Regions from separate parts of the Homo sapiens genome. Here region 1 is linked to region 2. The links are chromatin loops, found by intact Hi-C in ENCODE. Cell type or tissue: endothelial cell of umbilical vein. All regions are shown on one strand. Each heading gives the region's core, and the rest is flanking DNA. Links, peaks and the distances in the headings are about the cores only.

Region 1 (2,500 bases), core at 1-2,500, 63 kb after region 2:
GCTGTGTCCGGGGCCCTCCCCGGCCTGCGCTGCCTTTCCCCCCGCACCTGCCGCCTGGCAGACGGAGCCACCTTCTGTGTGCACTGGGAACAGTCACTCCTTTGTCACTCTAGGGGGGGCAGGGGCTTGGGTCGGCTCTGCTCACTGCCCAGAACGGTACCTGGCTCGTCAGGGCTCCATAAGCATCGGTTGGACGGGTGGACAGATAGGTGGGCAGACCACAAGGCTGGGGTGGGCACAGGTGCAGTAGCTCCTGCCCACCCTCCAGGGCAAAAGGGGCCCCCTCTGGCCCCAGACGTGGACTTGTCATCCAGGGACTGTGATCTTGTCCCTCCAGCTCCTGCTGGGAGTGGACGTGTGGCCTCCCCGGCCCCTGGTGTGGCTGGCAGCACTGAGAAGCGGCTGGGCTGAGGGCAGCCACCTTGGCTGTTTGAGGTCCTGCCTGGGGACAGAGTGGGGTGACCAGGACACAGATTCCCAGTTCTACAGGGTTTTTCGAGACGTGGGACTTTCAGAGCTAAAACCGGCCACCCGAGGAAGGGGAAGAGACCCCACCCCACGACCGGCCTGGCCACCTTTCAGGGCCTCCGGGTTTGGGAGGAGCACACGCAGGGCAGCCCACCGAGCCCCTCTGTGGCATGGGGGTGACGCGTTCCATCTGCGCCCAGCCCTGACCGGAGGTGGCTTTTGTGTGGGTGTGAAGTGTAGAGAGGTGCCCTACTCCTCACGGCTCAGCTGTGTGGGTGTTTCCGACCCACCTCCCTTCCCATCGGCCAGGTGTCCTTGGGCAGTGAGCAGCCTGCACCACTATACTCAGCAGCCCTGTGGCAGCCTTTCCCATCGCTGCCAGGTACTGCCCTGAGCCTCTGTCCCTAGAAGTGAGTGCAGGGCTCATGGGGCCATCGCCAATGGTCAGACTCCCCAGGGGGCCGGTGATACACGGTTCCTGGAGCGGGCTGGAAACTCATTCCTTGCAGGCTCTGGGAGACGATGATGCATTCCCGGGACCCCGCGTTGAGAACCGCTAGGAGTGGGACACGTGGCTTCCTGCAGAGGTGGACAGAACCCCTGATGGCCCCAGCAGGGCAGCAAGTGTGGGACCCGGTGGGCAGGGCTGCCCAGCTGGGACCGTGGTGCCAGCTCCGGGGGTGAGAAAGGAGAGGTTGTGAGAGTCCAGCTGGTGACAACAGTGACCCCTGGTGGCCTGGAAGGTGCCGGCCCCGGGCTCTGCTGCACAGGCCGTGCCTCCACCTAAACCTCATTGCACCGAGGGGCCCTGCCAGGGTTCCCGAATGTTACAGTTACAGATGCCGAAACTGAGGCTGGGGCAGGCCAGTCGCTTGCCCGAGGCCACAGTGCCAGGAAGAGCCGGGCAGCCTGGCCAGGGCCTGTGAGGGCTACTGTGCAGCTGAGCAGGTCACTAGCCCACCACCCTGCCCCCGGCTCCCGCCCAGTAAGGCTCAGACTCCTCGGGGCTGCATCCCTGCCCGGCCAGGGCCTCCTCCAGTGTGGGTGCCTGCTACTGTGCGGCTTGATGGACCTCATGGGCCGGGGGCATTTGACCTCAGGGGCCTGGGTGACATCCCTTAATTCGCACTGGCACCGTCTGCCTTGTGTGCACCCTGTCAGCCACCCAGGGAGGCCTGTTGCTGCAGGAGGTGCACAGAGCGGGCCTCTGGCTGAGCCGAAGGTCGGCAGGGAGCCAGGCTCATGGCTGCAGCGAGCCACACCAGCCAGTCCTGGGACGGGTTTCCCCGGGCTGGGGCGTGCTCCTGACTTGGATGACTCAAAGTAAAGAACCTCACCAGGGGCCCTGGCATGCGAGGCCTGGGGGCCCAGATGTGCTGGGGCGTGTCACTACAAGGTGCAGAATTGTTCCAGATCCAAGTTGGCCAGAGAGGGAGACCGCTGGGCTTCCACGTGAGTCTGGGCGCTGGCTGTGCAGGGGCGTCCCTGCTGGGCGCTGGCCAGCAGGAGCTCTGGCCTCTCACTTCCCTCAGCTTTGTGCAGGTTTGAAATTATTTCCAAGTAAAAAAAGTAAATACATGCAGGGCTCGGGGTCTGGTCCCTGCATGGTCACTTAACCTGTCTGCGCCTCTGTTTTCTCATCCGTGAAATGTAAAGGAAAATAGTTTCTACTCGGGGCCACCGTGTGAGCAAATGTGTGAGTGTGTGCAAAGCGCCCGGGCCAGGCCCTGGCACGCATCGGCGCCCATGTTGGCTGGTGTCAGGGGTGGTGGCGGTGGGCGTGGGGCGTGGGGGTGGGGTGAAGGGAGTATGGGTGCTCCCTTCAGCAGGTGATGAAACTGAGGCACGGGGAGGCCGAGCAGTGGCCCAAGGGCCCATGGCCAGGGTCAGGCAGGTCCCACCACCACCTCGCTGCTTGCTCTGGCATGGAGCCGACCGAAGGAGGTGCTGTGGGCACAGCCAGGGGACAGTGGGTGGCACTGAGGCTCGACCTGGAGGTCATAGCCCTGTACAGCCAGATGGGGTGGTGCGA
Region 2 (15,212 bases), core at 6,728-9,227:
TGCCAGGAAACCTGAGGCTGCCTCAGGGAAATGAGGTCTCCTCCTCCTCCTTGGGGCCGTCACCCCTCAAGTCCCAGCTGCCTTGGTTACTCTCTGGCACCTTTGAACTGCCACCTGTTCCTCTGGCCCAGCTTTGAAAGCAACTCCCAGGAGCAGGTGTGCTTGGACCCTGCGGCCCTGCGGACAGACCCCTCACTGACCTCCCCTTCATTAATCCCATCCAAACGAGGCCACGTTCTGAGTTCATCCTGGTGAATTTCGGGGACACTCTTCAACCCAGTGCGCCGTCCCCCACAGAGCAAGCCAACATCCTGATGGGGCAGCCTTTGCCACTTTGCCCCCGCTGGCCCCATCACACTGCCCCCCAGCCACCACACCTCCCGGAGGGGCCTCACACGCTGCAGCCCTCCATCCTCAGGCCTGGCGTTGGCTGCTCCTTGGCTTGTGTGCCCCTCCCTGCACCCCAATATGCCAGGATCTCCCCGCACCTCCTCATTCTACCATCACCTCACGGAGACATCCTGGTCACCCCGTGAGGCATTGCTCACGCCCTCCCCGGCACTCCACAGCCTTGAAGGGCACTGACCGCCAGTGCCTCCACCCACTGTGCCTCCTGCCCAGACTGCAACCCCCCAAGCCAGGGCTCGTCTCCGGTTCACGGCTGTGTCCCACATGTCTGTGGTGCCTCCCAGCTCCAGGGAGGTCTGGGTCCTGTCGGGGGGTGGGGGGCAGCCTCCGTGGCCAAGGGTCTCCCAGGCTGCTGTCAGGCCAGGCTCGCCAGCCGGGCTCCTGATCACCTTCCTGGGCCAGCCTCTCCAGGAACCCAGGAGCCAGAGGGCGGCTGATGTAACTGAATTCCAGAATCCGTCATGAGCCGGGAAGTGAGTGCCTGCGGTTTGTGGGGCTGAGGTGACCGGCCAACGCCTTTGGGGCTTTGTTACTCCTCACACGGGGAGGTTGATTGGAGCCAGGAGCCCTGCAGTGGCTCCAGGCCTGCTGCTCCAATTAACCTCCCTGGCCCTGGGGAGCCGGGCCTTAGGGCTGGGGCTGGAGGGCTGCTGGCATCGGTGCCCGGGCTCAGCCTGCAGGTGGCAGGCCCTGAGGTGGAGGGGAGCATCCCGCAGCCCTGCCGCTCCCTCTGGGTGCTTGGCCTGCACCCTGCCAAGGAAACTAGCTAGTTAACCATCCCAAGTGCATCCCAGGGGCTGGGCAGAGCACAGCAGGCTTGGTCAGCAGTGATGGGGTGGAGAGATGCCTGCTCGGAGCCAGGGACACAAGACAGCTGTGGCCGACTCTGCCCCCCACCCCCAGCCCGGGCCTCCTGGGAAGGCCGTGTCTGAGTTCATGGGCCAGAAGAAGAGAGATGGATGGAGTCAGGCGGAACAGCTCTTGGCGCCAAGGAGACAGCCAGTCTTAGGTCCTGAGGAGGGACAGTTAGGGGTTAGGGTTAGGTGTGATTGGTGGTGGGGGTGAGGGGCGTGGGTGTTGTTAGGATTAGGGTTAGGGGTAGATGTGATGGGTGTTGGCGGGTGAGCGGGGAGAGAGTTAGGTTTAGGGTTAGCGCTAGGATTAGGGTTGGAGTAGATGTGATGGGTGTTGGGGGTGAGGGGGCGGGGATGTTAGGATTAGGGTTGGGGTAGATGTTATGGGTGTGGGGGTTGAGGGAACGGGGGTGTTAGGTTTAGGGTTGGAGTAGATGTGATGGGTGTTGGGGGTGAGGGGGCAGTGGTGTCAGGTTTAGGGTTAGTGCTGGGATTAGGGTTGGGGTAGATGTGATGAGTGTTGGGGTGTGGTCGCAGGAGGATTTGGCTTTTATTCTGGGGGAGGTGCTGCACTGGGCTGCACAGGGTACCAGCACCGGCCTCCTCTGACCAGATGCTATTTAGACCCCTCCCCCAACCCCTGTGTCCTTGGAGCCCCTCCCTCTGCCCAGCGTCCCTCCCTGAGTTTGCTCTTCTCTGTGGTAAGAGTGAGGGCTGCCTTTGGCTTCCAGGCAGGCAGCTTGGAGGGTGGGCAGGGTGAGGAAGTGGGTTCTGCATCTCCCGGGGAGTCTGAGGCCAGAGGCAGCTCTGAGCAGCCCGGCCGTGCAGGGGGCAGCTGGGGGAGGCTGCGGCCACCCCAGGGCTCTCCTCCATGCTAAGCCAGCAACTGGAAGGCCAGGGGTAGCCGGTTGCAGATGGGGTGGGAGCCAGGGTGACCAGCCACCCGTGTTCCCCAAGACGAAGTGGGCCGTGGGGGTCCCAGGTAAACATGGGGGAATCTGTCACCCTCTGAGAGCAGAGTCCAGTGGGGACGATGCAGGTCTGGGCACGACCTCTGGGAGGGGCAGCAGGTCAGGGGGACCCCTGGTTTCCAAGGAGCAGACACTGCCAGGGGAGAGGAAGCTGTTGACCCTGGTCAGAGGCCCAGGCTGAGGAGAGTGGGGTCAGGGCCACCAGGAACAGCCGGGGGCAGTAGCTCCAACCTCACAGCAGCACCTGGACAGACACCGACTGGGGACCACAGAAAGGTCTAGGATCCATGAGTTATGCCTGCCAACAGCAGACCCTGTGTATGTGTGCATGTGAACGTGTGTGAACATGTATGTGGATGTGTGTGCGTGTGGACATATGTGTGTGCATGTGGATGTGTGTGCGTGTGTTGTGTCTGCATGTGTGTGTGAACTTGTGTGTGTGTGCATGTGTGTGCATGTGAACGTGTGTGTGAACATGGATGTGTGCATGTGGGCGTGTGTATGCAAGTGGATGCGTGTGCATGTGGATGTGTGTGTGCATGTGTGTGCGTATGTGTGTGGACGTGTGTGATGCGTGTGGATATGTATGCATGTGCATTGCGTCAGTGCATTTGGACGTGTGTGTGAACTTGTGTGTGTGTGCGTGTGTGTGCATGTGAACGTGTGTGTGTGAACATGGATGTGTGCATGTGGACGTGTGCGTGTGGTGTGTCTGCATGTGTGTGTGGACTTGTGTGTGTGTGCGTCTGTGCATGTGAACGTGTGTGTGCATGTGAACATGGATGTGTGCATGTGGGCATGTGTATGCAAGTGGATGCATGTGCATGTGGATGTGTGTGTGCATGTGTGTGCGTATGTGTGTGTGGACGTGTGTGATGCATGTGGATATGTATGCATGTGCATTGCAGCAGTGCATTTGGACGTGTGTGTGTGGATGTGTGTGCGCGTGTGTGCATGTGAACGTGTGTGTGAACATGGATGTGTGCATGTGGACGTGTGCGTGTGGTGTCTGCATGTGTGTGTGGACGTGTGTGATGCGTGTGGATATGTATGCATGTGCATTGCATCAGTGCATTTGGACGTGTGTGTGTGGACGTGTGTGATGCGTGTGGATATGTATGCATGTGCATTGCCGCAGTGCATTTGGACGTGTGTGTGTGGATGTGTGTGCGCTTGTGTGCCTGTGGGCGCGTGTGTGTGAACACGGGTGTGAGTGGGTGTGCACGAATCTGTGTGTGTGTGTATGAACATGGAGCTCAGTGCGGGGTCTGCTTCCCCTCCAGTCAGAGCTGCCCTGGCATCTGGCTTTGACCTTAGGATGGGGCATGACCTCGGGAGGCCGTCCACTCTCCCTTCGTGCCGTGGAAGCCCTGGGGACTCAGGGCTGCGTGAGAGGAACCGTGCGGCAGCCGGCAACAGCTCCCAATGTGTGAGTGAGGCCAGGTGAGACCTCCGCCCAGCTGAGCAGCTGATGACCGACACAGAGGTGACCCGGGGAGCTCAGCAGAGGGGCCTAGACAGCAACTCCCTGCACCTGAGGCTCACAGACCCTCGGCAAGCACAGGTGTTCACAGTCTCACAGCAGAAGTGAGGTTCAGACGCTGGACCCCAGCGCACTCATCTGCCAGAGAAGAGGTCAGGGCCCCACAGGGCGAGGGGTCCATGGGGGCGAGAGGCCTGGTGTGGCTGAGGGTCCTGTGGAGCAGAGTGAGGAGACAGCTCCTGCCCTCACCCCAGGCTGAGCAGGACCACCTGGCCGGGGGGTGTGGAGCTCCTGGTGCTGGGTGCTGTCCCCAGGACTTGATGAGGCTGAGTCGTGCCCCAGACCAGTCTCATCCCGGCCCCAGCACCCAAGAAGGTGCCTCTGCGTGGAGAAGGGAGCTCGTGCTGGATGGAGGTCAGACGTGGCCGCCGTGCTAATCCCCAGAGCCTGCGCCTGTGTCGGGTTACCGGGCGGGGGAGTTAAGGCTGCAGATGGAAAAACTGCTAATCAGCTGACCTTAAAACACAATTACCCGGATTATCCGTGGGCCCAGTGCAATCACAAGGGTCCTCGAATGGGGAGGAGGAGGCAGGAGACGAGGCCGGGAGACGCTGCAGGGAGTCTCTGCGGCCGCCGAGGCTCTGAAGACGGAGGGAGGGCCTGGCCCGGACGGGCCACTCCTGGGGCTGACGAGGCAGGCGGCGGGTCCTCCCCAGGCCCCAGCAGAACCGGCCTTGCTCGCCCCACACTGGGCTTCCAACCTCCAGAGCTGCGAGATGATAAATCTGTGCGGCGTTGCGGTCACTTGCTCCGGCAGCCACAGGAAGCTCTCACATGGTGAGGCGTCGGGAGAGAGGGCTCCGTTGGCTTCCACGCCCCCCAGTCCTTGGGCTCGAACGGGCGGGGGAGTGGGTGGGTGGGTGGGTGGACGGGCGGGCAGGTGGGTGGATGGGCGGGTGAGTGGCTGGGTGGGCGGGCGGGCAGGTGAGTGGATGGCTGGGTGGGTGGGTGGGTGCGGGAGTGGATGGGTGGGTGGGTGGACGGGCGAGTGAGTGGGTGGGTGGGTGAGTGGACGGGCGGGTGAGTGGCTGGGTGGATGAGTGGATTGGGTGGACAGGTGGGTGGATGGGCGGGTGAGTGGATTGGGTGGACAGGTGGGTGGATGGGCGGGTGAGCGGGTGGGTGGGTGAGTGGACAGGTGGGTGGACGGGCAGGTGAGTGGGTGGGTGGGTGGACGGGCGGGTGAGTGGGTGGGTGGATGAGTGGACGGGTGGGTAGGTAGACAGGTGGGTGGATGGGCAGGTGAGCGGATGGGTGGGTGAGTGGACGGGTGGGTAGGTGGACAGGTGGGTGGACAGGCAGGTGAGCGGGTGGGTGGGTGAGCGGGTGGGTGGGTGAGTGGACGGGTGGGTAGGTGGACGGGTGGGTGGACGGGCAGGTGAGCGGGTGGGTGGGTGAGTTGACGGGTGGGTAGGTGACCAGGTGGGTGGACGGGCGGGTGAGCGGGTGGGTGGGTGAGTGGGTGGGTGGGTGAATGGACGGGTGGGTAGGTGGACAGGTGGGTGGACGGGTGGGTGGGTGATGGGTGAGCGAGTGGGCGGGTGAGTGGATGGGCGGGTGATGTGGCTGGGCGGGCAGGTGGGTGGACAGATGGCTGTGAAGCTTCATATCTTAAGTAGAGAGAGATGCAGATACGTATTGAAATCTCAGCCTTATGAATACAGGTATATATCGAATCCGGTTTCCGCTCCTTCAAACATTCTGTGTGCTGTCAGTATTGATTGAGCATTTCCCACACACACGTAGCATTCCCTGTGTGTCTGGCACTCTTCTCCACACTTCTTTAACTCATCTGGTCTTTGCAGCATCCACGAGGGAGGTGCTGCTATCCTCCCCCTTTACAGGTGAGGAGACTGAGGCCGAGGGATGGAGTGATCTGTTGGGGTTAGTGGCTGAGTGCAAATATGAACGCTGCCAGCAGCACCTCAGCCCTGTGCTGGCCTCAGGCCCCGGCTGCACTCTGCTGGGTCCACCCCACCACAGTGCACCCTCCATGCCGTCCGCTCCCAGCTCATTGTCCAGGAGTGGTGGTGCCCGAAAGCTGAGCCTGGGACAGGCCCCTGGGACCTCAGGGGTTGGGGGGCAGGAAACTGAGCATCACACTTTTGGCTTTAACAGCAAGACACTGCCTCTGCGTCCCACCTGCCCGTGAGGTGGAGAATTCCCTACACAGGATATGGGTTCAGATGCTGGGTAGGCAAAGAATGGCCAATGGCCACCGCACCTGTCCTGTCCGGAGAGGGCAGGATGCCTCCCCTGTGATGGGTTTTATCAAATTTCTCTTGAAATTCCTTTTTTTTTTTTTTTTTTCTTTCAGAGACAGGGTCTTGCTCTGTCCCCCAGGCTGCAGTGCAGGTGCGATCTTAGCTCACTGCAGTCTGGAATTCCTGGGCTCAAGCCGTCCTCTGGCCTCAGCCTTCGGAGTAGCTAGGACCACAGGTGCCACCACCACGCCCAGCCCGATTTCTCCAGTTTTGTGTGGTCTAGTTCTATTCCGCACTGCTCAGCACACAAAGGCTTTTGTGTCTGCTGAACCTTTGGAAGGCACAGGACATTTTTGTCCCTTTATAAACTCAAAGCATGATCCTATCTATGTTTAAAAAGCAGACGCGGACAGCGGCGGACATGAGGAAAGGCCAGAGGCAGCAGCCAGCCCATCTCAGGCCCGTCACCGTGGAAGCAGCGGCCGGAGGAGCCACAGAAAGCAAAACTCCCAAAGCCGCCCACGTACTTCGGGTCTTAGCTTGGATCTCCTGGAGACAGGCCCTGCGAAGGAGCTGGGCTGGGAGCAGGTTTATCAGGGCGTGATCTTAGGAGGCAGATGTAGGAGGTGAGGAAGGCAGGGTGTGTAGAGTGCAGCTGACCCAACCGGCCCGGCCGACCCACAGGACGCCCTGGGCTGAGACGCTGTCAGCACTGCCCCAGGCTGAGACCACCTTGGGAGGGGTGTAACCTTGTGCAGGGGGGCTCTCTGCAGCGGAGGGCAGTCCTGGGGAGGACACGGCTGAGGACACATGCAGTGACGTCCCAGCGTTCCCAGCAGTGGGGAGGGTCGGGGGGGCATCCAGTGCCCACGACACTCATGAACACAAAAACCAACCAGAGAAAACCCAGTCTCCAGCAAAGAGCCGAGTGCTGAGTGTGCAGCGTTCTCCGCCTGTCTCTCCCCCTTTCGCACCTCTATCCCAGGCAGGCCCTCCCTGGCCTTGCCACCATGCCGGACCACCGTGTGGACCCTGTGCTCACCCAGGCCTCACCTTTCAGCCCCCTAAGCTGGGCCCAAAGCAGCAGACTGTGTTATGGAGGGTGCTGTGGCTCACGGCCCCCACCCCCTGCTAGGCAGAGTTGCCGGGTAAAAGACAGGATAACCAATTAAATTAGAACGTCAGAGAAACACAGTGATTTTTCTTTTTTTCTTTTCTTTTTTTTTTTTTTTTGAGACGGAGTCTCACTCTGTCACCCAGGCTGGAGTGCAGTGGCGCAATCTCGGTTCACTGCAAGCTCCGCCTCCCGGGTTGACGCCATTCTCCTGCCTCAGCCTCCCAAGTAGCTGGGACTACAGGCACCCACCACCACGCCCAGCTAATTTTTTGTATTTTTACTAGAGACGGGGTTTCCCCATGTTAGCCAGGATGGTCTCGATTTCCTGACCTCGTGATCCGCCCACCTCGGCCTCCCAAAGTGCTGGGATTACAGGCGTGCACCACTGCACCTGGCCAAAACAGTGATTTTTCACATGAGTTCATCCCAAAAGGTGCATGAAACCAAAAAATTATCCATTGCCAGCAGGGGCTGCGGAGGAGGGAATGGAGAGTTATTGGTTAACAGTCACAGGGTTTCTTTTTGGGGCAATGAAAAAGACTCAGAAACAGATGGTGGCAGTGACGGCACAACAGTGTGACTGGAATTAAGGCCACTCCAGGCACGTTCACAACGGTTACAATGGCACATTTTATGCCATATATATTTTACAATTCTTAAAAAATAATCCCAAAAACTTCTGAATCTTACACTTTAAATGGGTAAATCGTGTATGTGAATTATACGTATCTCAACAACACTGCTGTTTAAGCCAATCAGAGCCCTTCCCTGGGACTTTGGAACCAGGTTGTGGAAGAAAGCTCACCTCTCTCCAACAGGGGGTGCTGTAGGGCACGTTTCCATATTTCACGCCGCCTGGGAAGAGGCTGTGCCTGGAAAGACACGGGACAGAGAGACAGAGGGACGCAGCAGCAAAAGCAGCTACGGATTCCTAACCATAGGCCAGGCACGGCAGCTCATGCCTGGAATCCCAGCATTTTGGGAGGCCGAGGCGGGCGAGATCACCTGGATCTCAGGAGTTCGAGACCAGCCTGGCCAACATGGTGAGACCTTGTCTCTACTAAAAATACAAAGATTAGCCAGGCGTGGTGGCACGTGCCTGTAGTCCCAGCTACTCAGGAGGCTGAGGCAGGAGAATTGCTTGAACCCAGGAGGTGGAGGTTGCAGTGAGCCGAGATCGCACCACTGCACTCCAGTCTGGTGACAGAGCGAGACTCCATCTCAAAACAAACAAACAAAAAACAAAACAAGTCCTAACCGCATGAAGCACGTTTGCACCCCCCTTCCAGCTGCTCCTGAGGCCCACCCACACCTGACCTCCTGAGGAGTTCTTTGTTCAGCCTTCCTCCAATTGGACAACCTCCAGGATCCTTCCAGTGTGGCCCTTTTTCTGCCCAAGTCAGTTGAAGTTAAAGTTGGGTGTCTGCCATTTGCAGCAACAGCAAAAAAGGAACATTCAGAGACACGGGTGTCTGGAAGCTCGTTCACCTGTGGGTTCTCCATAACCTGAGATAAATGCTGGAGTTCAGGGCAGCTCAGGAAATATTTGATGTATAAACAAAGAAAAGGACAGCTTGGTTCCTGACAGCTGTGGGTGCCAGACCCCTCAAGTCTGTCTCCTGACCTGAGCAGGCAGTTCGTGGCCTCAGCCCTGAGTGAGGGGCCGCCAGGAGCCTGGGGAGGGAGGATCAGGGCTCGAGGCCCAGGAGCTGGAGAACTGGGTCGCATCCCCCTTCTGTGGCTCCCTCAGCTCTGGTAGGTGATAGTGGCATTCCAGACAGCATTCTTCCAGTAAGATGTGGCCTGTGGCAGAAAACTCAGCTTACGCAGTGAGGGAATGCAATGAACCGTGCATCTGTGAAGTCCATGAGCAGCGTCAGCTTCAAGTATGGATGCATCCAGAGGCTACCGGTGTCCTCCGGTCTTTGTCTCTCTGTGTCTTTGCCCACCATCCTCCATGCGAGCACACAAAAACCCAAGCCTACACCTCCTGCCCCAAGACCTGAGGGAAGGAGGGAACTTTATTCCACTCACTGCCATCGAGGTCCTGGGCCATGCCCCAAGACTGGGCCAATCGTGGGGCAAAGAGGAACGGGGTGCTCCCACTGGCAACGCCTAAGGGACACACTCACACCTGGACCCAAGGATGGAGTTGAACCTCCCTAACTTCATGGGCGGAACACAGGAGAGCAGCGTTTCCCAGAGGAAAATGGGAAACTGTTGCCAAAGGCAGGGCATGGTACACAGTGCTACTGCCCACCACGTAGCCACCCGCGCCTCCTCTGTCCTGCTCAGAGAACCCCAGTTTTGTTCCAATAAGAGGCAGAAACCTCTTGGTCTCAGGAAAGATAGACTCCATCCCCCAGCCTTGTGATGAATTCTATTTGGGTTGAGACAGTCACAGTAAATCCATCCCCTTTGCCTGATTTCCACTTTCCCAGCTTCCTTCACCACAAGCAATGCCATGAGACACTCTTCTGGTCAATGAGATTTGAGAAGCCAGGTGGGAGCTCTGGCTGCTACACCACTGCTTACTTGCCTCTCTGCACAGGGTGCTGGAATGTGGACATGATGCCTGGAGCTGCAGCAGCCTTGTTGGGTCAATAAGACATCAAGTAGGAGAAACAAAAGCCAACACTGCTAGTAATATTCTATTTCCTGATTGTTACATTTGTAACATGTAACACACAACATTTTGTGAGAATTCAAGGAGCTGTGCATTTTTCTGTTAGTGTGTTATACCTCACCAAAACAGTTAGGTAAAAATCTAACACCCTGAGGATGGCAGAGCAAACCCCTGAAAACATGGGTGAACTGGTTAACCAGCCTCAAATACTGTAACTCGGAGCTTCTGATTAAGAGAATCAAAAGCCTTTGTTGCTTAATTACTAGGTTTTCTAATACTTGCAGCTGAATGCATTCTTGATTAACCCAAAGAATGACTGGAAGCTGGGTGGCAAAATACTAAGGTGCGCTCTTCAGGAAATCCCCACAGCATAAGGCTGACCATGAAGAGCAAAGTGCCCTCCCCCTTCCTGCTGACGGGTGAACCGCCCAGCACAAGGGCGCTCAGCCCTGAGAGCCATGCCTTCCCCATTCTCAGCTTCAGCAGGGAACTTGCCATTGCTGGACAGAAACTCCACTCCAGATGTCTCCCAGCCTTAGTCTTGTTCCAGAGATGCTGAGATTCAAAAGGCCCCCTGGGCAAGCACCCAGAAGGTGAGCTCAGATGTGGATGGGGATGCTGCCTGGGGACAGTAAACTAAGAGGCTCTTTCCTGGTGCCAGCATATCCAGCTTTCTCTCCTGGCAGACTCTTCCTCCCACAACCCCCTCCTTGTGAAAGCATAGCTGAGTTCTCTTTGAGAAAAAGAGTACAACACAGATTGGACACAGGCATTCTGACCACCCATACATACCAGCCAGTGACCCACAGTGTGCCTGAGGAGAAACAGGGGAGCCTAACTAGGAATCTGAACTGGATTAAATAACAGCACTATCACCATCATCATCAGCATCACCATCATTATCAGTACCATCATCACCATTGCCATCATCACCATCACCATCACCATCACCATCATCACCATCATCACCATCACCATCACCATCATCACCATCAGCATCACCATCACCATCATCACCATCAGCATCACCATCACCATCACCATCATCACCATCACCATCATCACCATCATCACCATCACAGTCACCATCATCATCATCACCATCACCATCATCACCATCATCATAAGCATCATCACCATCATCACCATCAGCATCACCATCATCACCATCATCATCACTATCATCACCATCACCATCATCACCATCACCACCATCACCATCACCATCATCACCATCATCATCACCACCACCATCACCATCATCACCATCACAGTCACCATCATCACCATCATCACCATCACCATCATCATCACCATCAGCATCACCATCATCACCATCATCACCACCATCACCATCACCACCATCACCATCACAGTCACCATCACCATCACCATCATCACCACCATCACCATCATCACCATCACAGTCACTATCATCACCATCATCACCATCACCATCATCATCATCACCATCAGCATCACCATCATCACCATCATCATCATCACCATCACCATCATCACCACCATCATCATCATCATCATCATCATCATCATCATCATCATCATCATCATCATCATCATCATCATCATCATCATCATCATCATCATCATCATCATCATCATCATCATCATCATCATCATCATCACCATCAGCATCACCATCATCACCATCACCATCATCATCATCACGATCACCATCATCATCACCATCACCATCATCATCATCACCATCACCATCATCACCACCATCACCATCATCATCATCACCATCACCATCATCATCACCATCATCACCATCACCATCATCACCATCAGCATCACCATCATCACCATCATCATCATCATCATCACCACCATCATCACCACCACCACCATCAGCATCACCATCACCATCATCACCATCATCACCGTCACCATCATCATCACCGTCACCATCACCATCAGCATCACCATCATCATCAGCACCATCACCACCGTCACCATCATCACCATCATCACCATCACCATCACCACCGTCACCATCATCATCACCATCATCACCACCATCACCATCATCATCACCATCATAATCATCTCCATCGCCATCATCACCAGTGTCACCATTATCCTGTGCTCTGGTTCCCAGTTGGGCTCAGCAGCAGCAGCCCCAGAGCAGGTCCTAGGGCTCCTGGAGAACCGCCTTCCTCTCCACTTCCTGTCTGCATCCCCTTTCCATGGCTGCCTCGTTTAGCCATGTTCTGGCACCACTAACTTCTCCCTTGCCCTTGCCGGCTTCTGGGTGGTGGTGGCTTCCCACAGTGCACATCCCTGGGTCCTCAGCAACCCTCATGGGCTCCCGTCCTGCCTGCCCCTGGAGAAGTCAGGCCTCATTAGCCCCCTCACAGCCTGTGCCTGTTTCTTGCGGAGACCCCCGCTGGCATGGGCTTAGTGAATACACACAGAACAGGCAGGCAGGCCCGGGGGCTTGCATCTCCAGGGAGCCCAGAGCAACAGCCCCTGCAGGTGCTCCCAGAGGCGGAGGACGACCCAACATCACCCGGACAGGAGGCAGGCTCTGTGTGTAGGAACACTCACAGAAGAGGCGCCGAGGCAGCCCAGTCCCCATGCAACTTGAGGGGGCCCAGGCCCCAGTGTGGACCTGAAAGTCTCGGGGGTTGGGGATGGTGAGTGTCCATGTTTAGGTGCAGGTTGGAGAGGAAGCAGGCTCTGTGTGTAGGAATACTCACAGAAGAGGCGCCAAGGCACCCCAGTCCCCATGCAACTTGAGGGGGCCCAGGCCCCAGTGTGGACCTGAATGTCTCAGGGGTTGGGGAGGGTGAGTGTCCATGTCTGGGTGCAGGTCGGGGAGGGACAGTGCAGGCCGTTCTGGGGATGGGCCAGGTAGCCCATAGGAAGAGCCTGCACACCTCGCTCTCAGAGGCAGGGCCCCGGGGCGGGAGCTGCCTTGCAGGGGAGGCCAGGGCAAGGGGCCCATCCCCCAGGGCCTCTCGGCCACCTGGAGTGCTTGCTGCTCAGTTTAATCCTTGTGTGCTCAGGAGAGCACTGACAGGAAATGAGTGTTCTGCCATGTGGGAGAGCTGCTCCCTCCCTGGAAGGGGGCACCCCTGTGTGCACAGAGCCTGAGCCCCTCCCTTCACTGATGGGAGCTTTCCCGGAGCTAATCCCAGAGGAGAGGCCCTGCCAGGCGTAATCTTGGATCAGATGCCAGGGAGTGAAGGATGGTGACACCCCCACACAGGCCTGATGTGCAGGGTGAAGGCAGACGGCAGCCCAGGGGTCTCTCCTCCCCTGCCAACCTCCGTTCTGTGCCCTGGCGGTGACTTACAGACCCTCACCGGACTGCCCTTCAGCTTCCTGTAAGATTTGGTCATGGAAAGCTGTGTGGGGAGCCTGGAGCCAAGGAGAGGGAGGTCGGAGGTCAAAGGTCAGAGGATTTATCCTTGACTCCAGAGGCTTTGAGCTGACCACAGCCCCTCCGGGTGGCCCGCTCCTCCCTCCCTCCCCTGGGGCCTCTGTGTCCTCATCGTCCCCTCAGCCTGGCCCACTTTTCTGGAAGTCTTCCCCAGGAAGGGCAGAATGGAAAGTGTGGTGAGGGGTCCAGGCACTGCAGCCTCCCTGGGTCTCTGCTGCCCGTCCCCCTCCTCCTCTTCCTCTCTCTTCATCTCTACTGGATGCTTTTCTCCAACCATTTCTGTTTCCCATTTCTTCTGTCTCTCACTCTCTTTTCTTTGTGTCTCTGTTTCTCTCTGTTCCCTGCATCGGCTTCCTGTGGCTGCCTGTGCCTGGGGACACCTGTGACCAGGAACTCCTGTGCCTGGGGACACCTGTGACCGGGACACCTGTGCCTGGGGACACCTGTGACCGGGAACACCTGTGCCTGGAGACACCTGTGACCGGGGACAGCTGTGACTGGGACACCTGTGACCAGGACACCTGTGCCTGGGGACACCTGTGACCATGGGTGCCTGTGACCAGGGACACCTATGCCTGGGGACACCTGTGACCGGAGACACCTGTGACCGGGGACACCTGTGCCTGGGGACACCTGTGACCTGGGACACCTGTGACCGGGGACACCTGTGACCAGGGACACCTGTGCCTGGAGACACCTGTGACCAGGGACACCTGTGACCGGGGACACCTGTGACCTGGGACGCCTGTGCCTGGAGACACCTGTGCCTGGGACACCTGTGCCTGGGGACATCTGTGACCAGGGACACCTGTGCCTGGGGACGCCTGTGACCTGGGACACCTGTGACTGGGGACACCTGTGCCTGGAGACACCTGTGACTGGGACACCTGTGCCTGGGTTACCTATGATCAGGAACACCCTGTGCCTGGGGTCACCTATTACCAGGAACACTGTGACCAGTGACATCCGTTCTGGGGACACCTGGACTCAGTCGTGAACAACCCCAGGCCAGCCGTGCAGGGAGGTCGGGCTTCCTCCATGGCACGGTGGAAGGAGAAAGCTGGGTGAGGACCAGGCCTCAAGGACTGAGGCCGGGATTGGAGCTTTGCCAGAGCCCGGAGCAGCTCCAGGTCCAGGCTCCTCCCTAAGAGCTGAAGGCCTTGAGCAACTGGCAATTCATTCTCACCTCGGGGTAATGGGATTACAAAAACAAAATCCTTCCATGTAGGGGCTGTCATCGTAGTAAATGAAATAAAAAGACAAGCAACCCAGTCAAATGTGGACAAAGGACTTGAATAAGCATTTCCCAAAGTAGATATACGAATCCCCATGAGCACATGGAGAGAGACTCAGACATCATGAGCCATAAAAGCAACGCAAACCCAAACCAGAGGGACAGTCTGCTCCACATCCACTTAGATGGCTATGTTTCTTTTTTCTTTTTTTTAAAGGAAAATGTTGGGGATGTAGAGAAATTGGAATTCTCACACATTGTTGGCAGGAATGTGAAATGGTGCAGTCACTGTGTTAAAACGCCTGGCGGCTCCTCAGAACGTTAAACGTAAAGTCACCATTTGACCCAGCAGTTCCACTCCTAGGCGTATGCCCAAGAGTGCACAGGAACGTTTATTCCAGCACTGTTCATAATAAGCGAATAGCAGAAGCAACCCACATGACCATCAACTGATGAGTGGGTTTCTAGCGGTGGATTCACACAGCAGACTATTAGTCAGCAGTAAAAAGGAATGATGGCCGGGCACAGTGGCTCGTGCCTGTAATCCCAACACTTCGGGAGGCTGAGGCAGGTGGATCGTCTGAGGTCAGGAGTTCGAGACCAGCCTGGCCAATGAGGAGAAACCCTGTCTCTATTAAAAATACAAAAAAAAAAAAATTAGCAGGACATGGTGGTGCAAACCTGTAGTCCCAGCTACTTGGGAGGCTAAGGCAGGAGAATCACTTGAACCCCAGAGGCAGAAGTTGCTGTGAGCCGAGATCACGCCACTGCACTCCAGCCTGGGTGACAAGAGCAAGACTTCATCTCCAAAAAAAAAAAGGAAGTAAGTACCGATATAGATGA

What was found. Hi-C counts contacts between places; a loop is a spot of excess contacts. Peaks named below come from ENCODE experiments on the same cell type or tissue, not always from the same donor. Only the 100,000 strongest peaks of a DNase experiment are listed, where the experiment ranks them.
Region 1: a loop joins it to region 2, with 2.0 times the contacts of the local background. A loop is called at or near these places in 7 of 110 quality-filtered maps.

Annotation. Positions count from the first base shown.
Region 1 is chr12:132,522,817-132,525,316 of GRCh38, forward strand. The region is part of intron 2 of FBRSL1 (fibrosin like 1); the gene reads left to right. Among named protein-coding and RNA genes, the nearest start is that of FBRSL1, 34 kb to the left of the region's middle. In endothelial cell of umbilical vein, for the core only: a CTCF peak has its summit at 1,232 (motif pointing left); no DNase peak of the experiment used is centred there.
Region 2 is chr12:132,452,851-132,468,062 of GRCh38, forward strand. LOC124903060 (a long non-coding RNA gene) reads left to right here and starts at 7,916. Exons shown (of 2, transcript XR_007063546.1): 1 at 7,916-10,316; 2 at 13,526-14,406. RefSeq lists enhancers at 12,599-13,163, 12,884-13,003. In endothelial cell of umbilical vein, for the core only: CTCF peaks have their summits at 7,904 (motif pointing right) and 8,104; no DNase peak of the experiment used is centred there.